Linked DNA regions of Homo sapiens: region 1 is linked to region 2. A link is a contact called in ENCODE Hi-C or POLR2A ChIA-PET data. All regions are on one chromosome and are shown on one strand. Each heading gives the region's core, a stretch centred on a gene start or an enhancer-like site at or near the end of the contact. The rest is flanking DNA. Distances are from core to core; before and after follow the strand shown. Region 1 overlaps PKNOX1 (PBX/knotted 1 homeobox 1). Region 2 overlaps WDR4 (WDR4 tRNA N7-guanosine methyltransferase non-catalytic subunit).

Region 1 (6,221 bases), core at 1,982-4,481, 170 kb after region 2:
CAGCGGGGCTGCTCCGAGAAATTGGTTCAAAGAGATCAGTCACAAGAAAACGGAAAGATTTGTGTGTAAGAATGTTAGTGTCGTTCAATATAATAATGGAAAGCAGGTCGGCATGTAGATGGGGACGTACTGGTTTGATGGAGTATCATATGCATAGTTAACATGAGGAATGAGGGCTCTAAGCAGTCGGGAGGTTTAGTGAAGGATAGGAAGTCAAAAGGCAGCATGTTGGTATATTTACACACATTGCGATTATTACAGCCAATCAGTATATGTATAACATAATGATAGAACAACACCAAGTGGTGGGATTGGGTGAGTACTCTCCTTTCAGGTTTCCTTTAATGTTTTAATAATTTCTCAAACAATAAACCCTGCCCATCATGTCCAGTGAAGACGCCGCGTTTTTTCCTGTGGGGCGTCCTCAGTCCCTCCTCACCCTCGTTTCTTGGCAGCGCCGACCCCCTGTAGTTTCCCGCATACTCTGGGGCAGCATCTCTGGCTGTTTGGTGTTTTCTGCTTGTGTGCTCGTGTTTCCTGCCCTGTTTCTATTTTATGAGCTTTTTAAAGGGGGAGAACAGTATTTCTGTTTCCATGACCTTGAGCTCAGAGCCACACACTCATTGATGGAGTCAAGTTGAGTCACACTGCCGTTAGTTTGAGGAAACAAACCCATCACTGCTGAGGCACATCTGAGGCCGCTCCGTCCCCATGTGATGGGCAGGGGTGTTTCCACGCCGCACTCAGTGTTCCTTTCACGTCAAAGCCAAAGTAAACTCTCACTGCTGACTTTGCTGGTACCGTTCATTCTCTTGGGTCCTTGTTGATCCCAAATCAAGGGCTTTAGTGCATTCAGGTTTTAGAGTAAATGTCGTGTTGGTTTCCACATATAGACAGTCATCAACCTTGGAGAAATTATTTACCATAGCTAGAAATCATTTTCGGTTGGTACTTCTGTGAGTTTTGCTATCTAGTTCTGATTGGATTTTTTTTTTTTATTTTTCTGCACTCCCAGGCTGGAGTGCAGTGGCGCGATCTCGGCTCACTGCAACCTCCGCTTCCTGGGTTCAAGCAATTCTTCTGCCTCAGCCTCCCGAATAGCTGGGACTACAGGTGTGTGCCACCATGCCCGGCTAATTTTTTGTATTTTTAGTAGAGATAAGGTTTCACCGTGTTAGCCAGGATGGTCTTGATCTCCTGACCTCGTGATCTGGCCACCTTGGCCTCCCAAAGTACTGGGATTACAGGCGTGAGCCACCACACCTGGCCAGATTTTTTTTTTTTTTTCCCAGATGGCCAGGCTGGTCTCGAACTCCTGACCTCAAGTTATCCACCTGCCTCAGCCTCCCAAAGTGCTGAGATTACAGGCGTGAGGCACCGCGCCTGGCCCTCTGGTTGGATTTTTTGTATGTGAAATGTTTCAATCATACATAAAAGAAGAATACCATAGCAGGCACTCCTGTCACCAGCCCTGGGTTCAGTTCCTTACTGACAGCACAGGTGAATCCAGCAGAGATCTCACCCCAGGAAAGCCGTCGATGGCATCAGCTTATCCCAGTGTCAGTTGATTCCTGTGGTACCCATGATGGAAATTTGTCCCCCAGCCTGCCTGGCCATTTCCTACTCCACCTGTTTCACCAGCTGTGGGATGGGGGCAGTTTGTAAACACTTCATGCCTCAGTCTCCTCTTCTGTAAAATAAAGACACTGACAGTGACTGTCTCAGCAGGTGCTTCTGAGGAATCAGTGAATTATTATAGAATGGACCAAGGTAATTGAAATGTGCTGTGTATTGCTTGTGGCAGAGGCTCCCGGGCCAGAACGCATCCACCCATCCTCTTTATATGGATGTAGTTTATTGTTCATAAGTTAAAGTTCAATAAAGTTGATAAAGAATCTATAGATTGTATCAAGCCTGGTGTAGACTCACCGCTGGACTGCATAGCTGCTCCTCATGATGTCGCTGCTGTTATCGTCACCGCTGAACCGTTAAACGTGGGGGGCGGTCTGCCTTGGCCTATGCACTAACCAGCCACTGCAGCACTAGGACATTCCTGGGACGAGGAGAAACACTTTGTTCGTGAGACTACAGTTAGGTTTTGGCTAGAAGCACTGTTGACGTGACCATTATTTTCTAATGATTATGTAATGCTCACATTTTGCCTAAATCGTCTTGATTTCCTTTGTAAACTCGAAGGCCATGGTAACCTTCTTTTTTTATTTTCAGCATCCCTACCCAACAGAGGATGAGAAAAAACAGATTGCTGCTCAGACAAATTTGACACTACTCCAAGTCAACAACTGGTAAGGTGCCCTGCTTCCTGAAATCATGCTGTCAGCACGGTAGAGCACTTGGAAACCCTGGCACCAATACATGGTGAAATCTTGCTGAAAATAGGAGGTCTCTCTTTTTCTTTTTTCCCAACTGAGACGGGGTCTTGCTGTGTTGCCCAGGCTGGTCTCGAACTCCTGGCCTCAAGTGATCCTCCCACCTCAGCTTCTCAAAGTATTGGGATCATGGGTGTGAGTCACTGCACCCGACTAAAAATATGAGTTCTTTTAATGGGCAATGGGAGCAGGAGACTTAGGAATAAACCAGGTTCAACCTAAGTTTTCATATCAATACCTCATTATGGACTGCATCCTGCCTGCCTCTTTAGAGCTGTTTCTCTAGGGTGCTACTGTCCCCAAGCCCCACATTCATACAAAACTGTGATGTGTTGTTAGTGGATGAGCCTCTGGATGGTGGGAGGCCAAGAGTGAGAGGTCCTGCCCCATGAGGGGACCCTCTGCCACTCTTTCTTGTGGGGGTCCTGCTCCACAGAAGAGTCTGGGAGCCATTCCTAGCAAAGAAACACCCAGGAGGACATTTCATAAAACGTCCCCTTCTAGTCCTGCTGTCAAACATTGCTGTGGACACTTAGACTCTGGCCAGATGTATTTTCTTCAGTAAGGGCTTGTGCGTGTTCCTAGGTGGCACTGAAGTGGGGGGTGGTCTTCCATTTTGGTTATTAGTCACTTGTCACATTTTTTAAATTTACTTATTCAGATGTAGGAAACAGTTTCAGCTTAATAAAACTGGCATGCATAAAAGAAGAAAGCACAAATTCTTCCAGTTGTAAACATTATTATCTTTATCTTAGCTGTGCTAAAATGTGAACTTGTTGAAGTTCCAGCAAGAAAGTCTTTGTCTTTGTGCAGTCGTGTGTGCGGGAGGTATGCTTCGGGGTTGCATAAGTACTTCCATGATCCTGCATTCTTGCCATTCTTTTAGATGTGGGTAGTCACAACAGACTATACTATTTGCGTTATTTCCTGTTAAATCTTTTAAATAGAATATTAACAAAAATTTAAAGATTCTGAGTATGTTGTTGCTGCAGTGGTTGTTATATTCTGCTCATGTGCTTGTTTTCCTGGAGCTATGTGGAAACCACATACTTTGGTTGGGGCACACCTGTGGTGGGTGGGCTGAAGTGGGAGGGATGCGTCTCTGGATGTGCTGGTGCCCCGTCACTGCTCAGCACCCTCCTGCTTTTCTGCATTCATGATTTCCTGGTGTTCCCTGACTTGCTACTATGTTACATTAACGAATTGTCTTATCTAGGTTTAGTATCAACTTTTAATTTTTAGTAATAATAACAGTTTAATAATATAACTTAAAAATTCCAAATTTCTGAAATCTTTAATATTTGTAGCTACTTTTACTTTTTGTGACTTTCTTTTCTTTTGTATTTACAAACATTACATCTTGGAGTGAGATACACACACCCATCATTAGTTCATGCCTCTGCTGGTAGCAGCTTTGAATAAGAATGATTTAAAAACACATTACAGGCCAGGCGCGGTGGCTCACACCTGTAATCCCAGCACTTTGGGAGGCCGAGGTGGGCAGATCACGAGGTCAGGAGTTCAATACCAGCCTGACCAACATGGTGAAATCCTGTCTCTACTAAAAATAGAAAAATTAGCTGCGTGTGGTGGTGCACACCTGTAATCCCAGCTACTGAGGAGGCTAAGGCAGTAGAATGGCTTGAACTCGGGAGGTGGAGGTTGCAGTGAGCCCAGATCGCACCATTGCACTCCAGCCTGGGCGACAGGGTGAGACTCAGTCTCAAAAAAAAAGAAAACAACCAACACATTACAGTAGCAGTGGGGCCTTCCCTCCCAGGTCTCGCTGGGGTTGTGGGTGGCCATGGAGCTTGTGCTGCAGGGATCACCAGGTTCCTCTAAATGAAGCATGGCGGGATCCGATCTGCTTCATTATTATTAGACTGTGTGCTAATATAATTGTAGATATTTTTAAATCTTGGACTTTTAAAATTAAGCAACCTTAGAGCTGATCCAGTTCTAGTGTTGTTGTTTTGCAGAGGGGGGCATTAAAAAAAGAAAGAAGTTGTCACAGTGACAAACCAGAGTAGAATCTGAGTCTAAAAGTAATGCTTTTGTTTCCCTGATATCGTGAACATGGCTACTCAGCTATCCAGATAGAGAAGTCTGGCTTTTAATAGATGAGCAATGTGTGACTCTAGCAAGAGGTCAACTACTTTATCATTCATGTTACTGAAAAAAGAAGACAGAAACGAGGCCTTAAGCATGGTTGGTATTGCTGCTTTTGCGTTAGGTTGGGGTAATGCATGAATCTGGACGGGTTCTGGTTTGATAGGCGCTTTCACGGGACAGATGTTGTTTTTCTTTCCGTTTCTTTCCATTTCAGCTCTTTTTGTAGCAAAGTGGCCCAGTCAGTGGCATAGGGTGGTGGGTGCAGCAGAACGCATGTCTGGTTTGCTATCTTTGTCCTCTAGTCACTGCAGGAGGAAAAGCTGGCCTAGGGATTTGAGTCTCCTTGCACTTTCTCACATTTAAAGGCAACAGCTCATAGCATAAGAATGGGAACTGAAGACAGCAGCCTTTAATCTTAATGTATTTTGAGATTGCTATCATACTCATTTGATATGAAACAATGTCCAGCCTGCCTTGCCAACCTGTGACTGTTGGGCCAGGTGCAGTGGCTCACATCTGTAATCCCAGCACTTTCGGAGACCAAGGCAGGCAGATCACAAGGTGAAGAGATCGAGACCATCTTGGCCAACATGGTGTAACCCCGTTTACTAAAAATACAAAAATGAGCTGGGCGAGGTGGTGGGCGCCTATAGTCCCACCTACTCAGGAGGCTGAGGCAGCAGAATCGCTTAAACCCAGGAGGCGGAGGTTGCGGTGAGCTGAGATCGTGCCACTGCACTCCAGCCTGTGCGACAGGGCGAGACTCCATCTCAAAAATACAGAAACAATGTCCAGCCTGCCCTGCCAGCCTGTGATTGTTGCTGCTCTCGTTCTCTGTGGAGTCTTATCACAGGCGTGAGTGCCTGGTCTGACAGAGTCGCCAGCGTCTGTCGGGGATTTCATCACTGCTGGTGCCTACGTGCTGTGCTGGCCACATGTCTAGGACCACTGGAGGACTTACGCCTCCAGTCATCTAAGAAACAGCTCATCATTGGGAATGGTTTTTGAAAAGATGCAGCTCTTGCCTTAGATCGTGCTTTGTGGTGAAACAAGAGGAGGTGGCAGTCCCATTCTCTGATGGCTCAGACACGTTGCCACCCAGAGGCTCGGCCCCGTTGGTGATCTGGTGACGTCCAGACGAGTGCAGACTGCCCGATCGTCTCAGGCATGATGGCACTACAGAAAGTCTTGCTTCTTTAACATTTTTCTTCCTTAGGGAAAACAGTGTCAGATTCACAAATTCAACAGTATCATCTATGTCGTTATGAGTATCTAGTTCACAAACATGCCCTAAAGGAGTTGAGACAAAAAAAAAAATGCCATGGACGAGTTGGTGCTTATTTGCATGATTTTTAAAACAACAGGCTCTGTGTTTCTGGGCATTTAGAGAATTCAGAAGAGCTGTTGAGTCCTCTTAAGTAGTTACTATAGTGGAGAACTTGAGTCATTCTTTGTAGCGTGCTTCGTAGAGCAGCGTGTTTGTTAGAAGGATTTGTTAATCCTGTATAGGGTCTTTACGAAGGCTGTTTTCATGGAAGCTTCTCTTTGTTGACTCCAGGTTCATCAATGCCAGAAGACGAATTCTTCAGCCAATGTTGGATTCAAGTTGTTCAGAGACCCCCAAAACAAAGAAAAAAACTGCTCAGAACCGGCCAGTTCAGAGGTTTTGGCCTGATTCTATTGCATCAGGAGTCGCACAGCCACCGCCGAGCGAGCTCACCA
Region 2 (6,868 bases), core at 107-2,606:
GCTCTTTACGCCAGGGGAGTTCAACGTCAGGTTGAAGAGCGCTGGCTGAGAGGAGCCCTCACCCTCATGCAGCAGCAGTCATCAAAAGTGACATTCTCAGAGGGAGGTGCTAGACCAATACCACCACCGTTCAGGACCTCTTCATTGAGGACGTGGGCCAGTGGCCAACCCGCTAACTCTTCCCCCTGCAGGTCTGCAGAACCGGAGGCCATAGAGGTGCCGCCGCAGCTTACCCGTCGCACAGGAGCGCCACGCAGTTCTCCTGGCACCAGAATGCAATCCTGGACGCGGCAAACTTCTAAAAGGAGAAGAAGCCCATTAACTTCACGCCACCTGCAGGGGCCCGACGCCGGGCGCTCTGATCCAACAAGAGCAAGACCGAAGGACGCTCACGCCCCCACATATCAAGGAAGAGGAAACAGCACTGGAACATTCTGGAATCAGTGGGGAAAGGAGGGTAGCTGATTCCCTGTTTCCCAAGCAGATGACAAAAGCCCCCCAGTGGTTCTGGCACTCCCTGCAGGGCCTGCGACAGCCTCCAAAGCCAACAAGATAGGTCAGACAGTGAGGAGAAGAGGGAGCGGAGGACACAGGGGAAAGGAAGAGATGAGAGCTACACATACAACTGCCCTGTGAGCTCCCACAGTTCCTGGCAGAGGAAATATTAAAAATGAAGAAGAGGCCGTGCACAGTGGCTCACGCCTTTAATCCCAGCTACTCAGGAGCCTGAGGCGGAGGTTGCTGTGAGTCGAGATAGCACCACTGCACTCCAGCCTGGGCAAGAGTGGGACTCCATCTCAAAAAAAAAAAAAAAATTTTTTTTAAATGAAGGAAACTTCCAGGAACCTGAGTCCACGTGAAGCATGAAGGAAAAGGCCTGGTCCTCTCTTACACAGCTGCCTGGCAGGGGGCAGAGGCCACACCACACAGTTCTCTAGGAAATGGAACAGACCGTTTGGCGGGAAACTTTGCCAAGGCCTGGGCTTTCAGGGTGTCATGAGATTGCTCCAAGCTGGCCGGAGAATGCTGGAGTGGGCCTGGCCCCACCCCTGCCCCACCTGGCTGGCAGACCCACAAAGGTGCATGCTCAAGCACCTCCATTCCTTCCACTTCAGAGCAGGATTAGAGGCCTTCCTGTACATTAACTGTTTGCATGCAACAGGGAGACAAATTATTTCCCACTGACATGACGAGCCACCTTCAGAATTTGAAATACGAGATTTCCCTCACACAGGAGGAAGTCTGGCATTGAGAGCAAACGTTTCCAACGGCGAAGTGACTTTTCCACTCAAGTCAGGCGACTGCCGGTGTCTACAAGCACTCAGTCGCCCAGGAGTGAACAGAAGCAGCTACCTGGGGGGCCTGGGGGTCCACCAGCTCCTGCAGACTGGCCAGGTGACAGCAGTGCAGCTGGCGGCCGCTCCTGTACTCCCAGAGCCTCAGGGTGCCGTCCTGCACAAACCAAACACACAGGTTAGCACATGGTTGTGGGGCTTCCGTCAGGTAGGGTGACAGAGAGGACAGCTGCGTGTGGTCGGGGTTCCACTCCGTGACAGCCATGCCACCCACCCTCAGGAATTAAAGGCTCTCTGCTCTGACTGTGTAAATCGCTCATGCAAATCATCAAGGACAACGGTGGGGAACGGAAGGTGACCGATTCCCTGTTTCTCGAGTGCCAATATGCCCAGGCAGATGACAAAGCCAATGAGGCAGATCCTAGCAAAATAAGCCAAGGCCGCTAGATGGCCAGGTTGTCATCCGCCAGGAGGCCAGACCACATCTGCTGTGCCCGGGCCGGGCATAGACACGGGCATGCACACAGGTCTGCGCAGACACTTCAGCAATCATGCATTCCCACGGGGAGACACGTGTGGGCTCATGAGCTCGTGGCCACTGCTCCACTTCACTAAGAATGACAGGAAGGACATGGCCATCAGCAACCGTCCCACGACAACTGGTACAACCCTTCAGGAAGCCGACACAGGAACCAAGAGGCTCCACGCTCTAAAACCATCATCAATGGAAAAAAGCGTTTCTCTTTTTTTTCTTGGTTTTATCTGTTGTTATTTTTTTGTTGTTTAATTGAAATGGGGTCTATTCCACACTGCCCACTGCACTGCAGTGGCTATTCACAGGCTTGCTCCTGGCTCACTGCAGCCTCTGACTCCCAGGCCCAGGCAATCCTCCCGCCTCAGCCTCCGAGTAGCTGGGACTACAGGCATGAGCCACCATACCTGGCTTAAAAAAAATTCATTACAGCACTAATTCAGTGGAGAGAAATAAATCAATACTCATTAAATCTAATGAGAGAGTGTCTGTGCACTATTTGTAAGTATTTTTAAATGACTAAATGAAAAAGATGAAAAGTAAATACCCCAAACAGCTAACAGTAGATGCATATCCTCTGGGTGCCGAGGTAAGAGTGGATGTATGAATGCACACACACACGCATGCACATACACACGCACACACACACACCTTTCTACAAATGTGGCAGATAAACATGGAGACCAACACACACATCTACAGGCATTTCACTCACCCCCAAACCTCTCTACGAAGACAAGAAAAAGATGTTTAATAACCATGAACCCACTAAGACAAAGACAACAGGCAAGAAGAGAAGGCAGCCGCGGAGAGACAGCAAGGAAACCTGGGGGCTGGAGGCCAGGGAACAAATGCACCAGCCACAGAGAAGCCCGAGAGGTGCCAGGACCTGCCAAAGACCAAACCGGGCCAGGCAGCCTGAAGACCAAGGTGGTGAGGGGAGCTGTCAAATGTCTTTACAAAGAGAAACGGGACCTCCCTGATGCATCCTCAGCCCCAAACTCCAGGCCAGCAGAAGGCTCTGGGGAAACGGAGCCGAGGGGCCCCTGTCTCGGGGATGCCAAATACTCACTGAGAAGAGAGTCACCTAGCCCCTTCGCACTCACCTCCCAGAGCCCCAGGGGACAGACCTGGGCAAGAGTGAAGGCCGGGACACTGACCACCCAGAAGAGACCGACTGACCCACACGTTCTACGGAGTCCACAGGCAAGGGGCTGCTGCCCACAGACACCTGCTCTGAAGCCCCTCGGGCCCCACCCTGGGTGCACACACCCAGCCTCTGAGGCCGGCTGGTGCTGACTCCCATCACACACAGGCAGATGGCATCGCCAGACATCCGAGGAAAACCTCCAATGAGAAAGGCAGACAACACACTCCAGAGAAGGCAATCAAACACAAGGCCAGGAAGAAATTGAAGAAAGAAAAGTCCACGCTCATCTCAGTGAGATAAGAGACACGTGCACTATCCGAGAATGGGTGGCTGCAAAAAAGAACGTGCCGAGGGCAAGAAAGAACTAAAGATTCAAAATAATCCTAATAAAACTCAAGTCTCCACAGAAGGCTGGAAAGTAAAGTTGAGGCAATCTCCCAAGAAGTAAGACTATTCCTAAAGGAGTAGAAATACGAGATTGAACAGGAAAGAAAAAAAAACAGAGAATTATGGCCCAGCATGGTGGCTCTCGCCTATAATCCCAGTGGGCGGAAGTGGGTGGATCGCTTGAGGTCAAAAGTTTGAGACCAGCCTGGCCAAGCTGGCAAAACCCCATCACTACAAAAGTATAAAAAATTAGCGGGGCATGGTGGTGTGTGCCTGTAATACTAGCTACTCGGGAGGCCTGAGGTGGGAGGATTGCTTGAGCCCGGGAGGCAGAGGCTGCAGTGAACCGAGATCACGCCACTGCACTCCAGACTGGGAGACAGAGCAAGACTCTGTCTCAAAAAAAATAAGAATCAGAGCATTAAAGTGGTTCAACTAACACAAGCTTTAGAAAAAGTGAGCAAGAGGCAGGGGTAGAGAACAGAAGGTAATCATGTAAGAAAATGCCCCAGGTCGGAGGACACTGAAAATCACTGGCTGTGTGGCCAACTCCCCTCTGGGGCCCACCAAGTCACCTCAGTGGCTTTCACATCGCACACTGGAGCAGAGAAAGTCCTCCAGGCAGAAGGAGAGCCCAGCTGTCACCCCACGGACCCACGGCAGACAGCTGCAGGTTTCTACAGGAAGCGCGCGGGAAAACCCACAGGAGCAACCAGCTGGAGAGCACACTGTGCAAGGCCTCCCAAGCTCCGAGGGAAACCGTTTCAACCAGGACTTCTACGCCAAACTAACAACCAGGCCTCAAAGGAGATTAAAGGTATTTCCAGAAAAGCAAAGTCAGAAAACACTGACCCTCCTCGCGCCTTTTGGCAGCTACCAGATGACGTGTTCCACTCAAACAAAGCAGTAAGCCATGAGGGACAGATGGGGCCTGGGGAGGCTTCTCTGCCCGTGGAAGATTTTCCTCATATTATGAAAAAGACTGGAAGGTGCACAACAAACCGCTGACGAAGCCTGACCCTGACCCTGACCCTCTGGAGATTATGGCCACACTTTTCTTCTTCTCTCAGGTCGCGTGGCTGTGTGTTAATTTGAAGAGCAGGAACAGGAGGCTGTGAATGAAGCCCAATCAGAGAAGAAACATAGAAGCGGCCAGAAGGTCCATCAGCCATCCTGCCACACCACACAAAGGACCAACACAGACAACACAGGGAAGGACAGCGAAGAGGAAGGTGGTGGTGTGCGGGCAACAATTCCGCAAGAGGACAGAATCAGACCCTGTGAGGAATCCAAGGCCCTCACTTTGGCAAAATCACTAACAATCCTTCTAACACATTCCTTAGAGAAAACACGTCTCTCATCACTAAACTGTAAGGCTTCCAGGACCCAATTGCTGGGACACAGAAGCTGTACCCAACAAGCAAAAATGCACTGTGGTAACCCGGGTGCGGGCGCTCGAGCCTGTGGTCCCAGCTACTTGGGAGGCCAAGGAGGCAGATCGCTTGAGCCCAGGAGTTTGAAACCAGCCTGAAAAATGTAGCAACACCCCATCTTAAAAAAAAAGAAAGAAAGAAAAAAAGGAAAGAAAAGGAAAAAAAATGCAGCCCGTAATGGGATGGACTGAGACCCCTCCAAGAGTCAGAGAAGCCCCCGTCTACTGTTTCTACCTGAGATCCTGATCCCCGATACCATCGTAGATGCAGCAGCCGCCCTCAGAAGGGAGCCTTCCACACACCCGTGCTAGTTCATCCCACAGGCGAACACACACGCACCTACGCACACCCCACACGCAGTCCTGAGTGAGCGGCCGCAGGCGGGGAGCGAGCCGCAGGCAGCTCTAAGATCTAGTGGACAGCCACAGCCAGCCAGGGGCCAGCGATCCACAGGGGCCAGGTCCAGGAGGCGCCCACCCCACCCTCCCTGCAGGCTCAAGAATCCAGAGGTGAGTGACGCTGGGCAGAACACTTACCCCAGAGGAGGACAGAAGCAGCCCGGGCTGAGTTGGCACCACGGAGATACGGCTCACAAACCTGTGAGGGCGAGAGAGAGCGGCAGAGTCAGCGAGCCCAGCGCCCGCAGGGACCGGGAGGCCTGGGGAGGCCGCCTGTTCATCTAAGGAAGAGAAGCCTCTGCCCTAAACCCCCTGATCCAATAAAAACAGCCAACATGGGAAGTAGCTGTTAACCCTAACCTGGTTAGGGTTAACCAGGTGGAGGCCCCTGGACGCAGTCGGGGAGGTGAGTGAGGTCATTCCTGGGTCCCCAACAGCACAGCAACCTCTAACCCAGGCCGCTCCTCAGCCATGCCTGCCAGAGACCCAAGCGCCTCTGTGCCCCTCTGCAGCCCCCTCTGCAGCAGCTCTGCTCAGCGGCACCTCTACAGGCCCCCCAGCACCCACCCTGGCCCAAGGCACCTGCACTGTGATGAAAGGAGCCTTGGGGGAGACTCAAAGACACGGGGGAGACTCAAAGACACAGCACACAGGGAGGAGGGTGGAGGGAGGAGGGCAGCCAAGCCCACAGGTTCCTATCAGGGTCCTGACGGCCCCTCAGCAACAACTCTGAGTGACCTGGCCAGACAGCTGTCTCTGCTGAGCCCGGCCCAGTCCTCCTGTGAGGGGTTGGCCTGCAAGCACAGGACTCAAAGTCACAGGGACCCTCCCATCAGAACAGCCATGAAGAATAACCCAAGCAGCCCAGCTCGCCTGGAAACCCATCTTGGCTCGGGCACCTACAAGGGTGACAAGGCCCCTTTTCTTCCCACTCTAACACAGTGGCCTCAAGCAATCCCTCATGCACGGGGTTCCCGGGGACCCTGGAATGGGGTGGCCCGTGAGCCTCACTCCATCTCCACCAGTCATGGCCTCTGCTACCTTGGGCTAGCCATCGCGTGAGCCGGGCCCGGTCCCGCAGCCACCGCCCTGCACGGCACCACAGCACCAACAGCAGCCCACAGCCCAGGACAGATAGGGCACAGGACGCCCCGTGCAGAGGGCACGAGTGGCCTCACAGTTCTCAACGGTTTGAAAGGCCGGGAAACCAGTTTCCAGGGGTCTGAAACAAAATCTCAAAACATAATTCGTCCAATCACTGCAGTTATCTACTGAGCACCTACTCATGCCAGGCACCACGCTGAGGGCTGCACACACCAACAGGCCCAACAGACCCACAGAACCACTCAGACGCAGCGGGAGACGGCCAGTGAACCAACTGATACTGCAATGTCAGCAAAGGGCACAGAACAGCACATCCAGCAGAAACACACCTCCAGCCACACACAGGGGCCACGGGGCTTTGTTTTCAATTTGCCAGCCACTATGTTGAAAAGTAAACGGGCAGGCCGGGCACGGTGGCTCACGCCTGTAATCCCAGCACTGTGGGAGGCCGAGGCGGGCGAATCATGAGGTCAGGAGATCAAGACCAGCCTGGCCAACATAGTGAACCCTCGTCTCTACTAAAAATACAAAAAAAAATTAGCCGGGCGTGGTGGCAGGGGCCTGTAGTC

What was found. Hi-C counts contacts between places; a loop is a spot of excess contacts on that map. ChIA-PET counts read pairs that join two places held with the same protein, here RNA polymerase II (POLR2A). Pooled maps may share reads with other maps.
Region 1: a pooled map shows a loop between it and region 2 (2.8-fold over the local background). The contact joins two enhancer-like sites. A Hi-C loop is called at or near these places in 1 of 168 maps with a recorded cell type or tissue (HepG2) and 2 of 50 pooled maps. POLR2A ChIA-PET finds 5 or more read pairs at or near these places in 1 of 52 experiments (H1).

What each region holds. Positions count from the first base shown.
Region 1 is chr21:43,022,645-43,028,865 of GRCh38, forward strand. PKNOX1 (PBX/knotted 1 homeobox 1) reads left to right here. Exons shown (of 11, transcript NM_004571.5): 9 at 2,227-2,303; 10 at 6,058-6,221. Among named protein-coding and RNA genes, the nearest start is that of CBS, 50 kb to the right of the region's middle. Within about 2 kb of position 3,232, at least 3 of the 41 ENCODE cell types and tissues checked have a DNase peak (open chromatin) inside an H3K27ac peak, as active enhancers do.
Region 2 is chr21:42,854,329-42,861,196 of GRCh38, forward strand. It overlaps WDR4 (WDR4 tRNA N7-guanosine methyltransferase non-catalytic subunit), which reads right to left. Exons shown (of 11, transcript NM_018669.6): 6 at 5,334-5,394; 7 at 1,354-1,452; 8 at 234-298. Among named protein-coding and RNA genes, the nearest start is that of WDR4, 22 kb to the right of the region's middle. RefSeq lists an enhancer at 5,833-6,391. Within about 2 kb of position 1,357, at least 2 of the 41 ENCODE cell types and tissues checked have a DNase peak (open chromatin) inside an H3K27ac peak, as active enhancers do.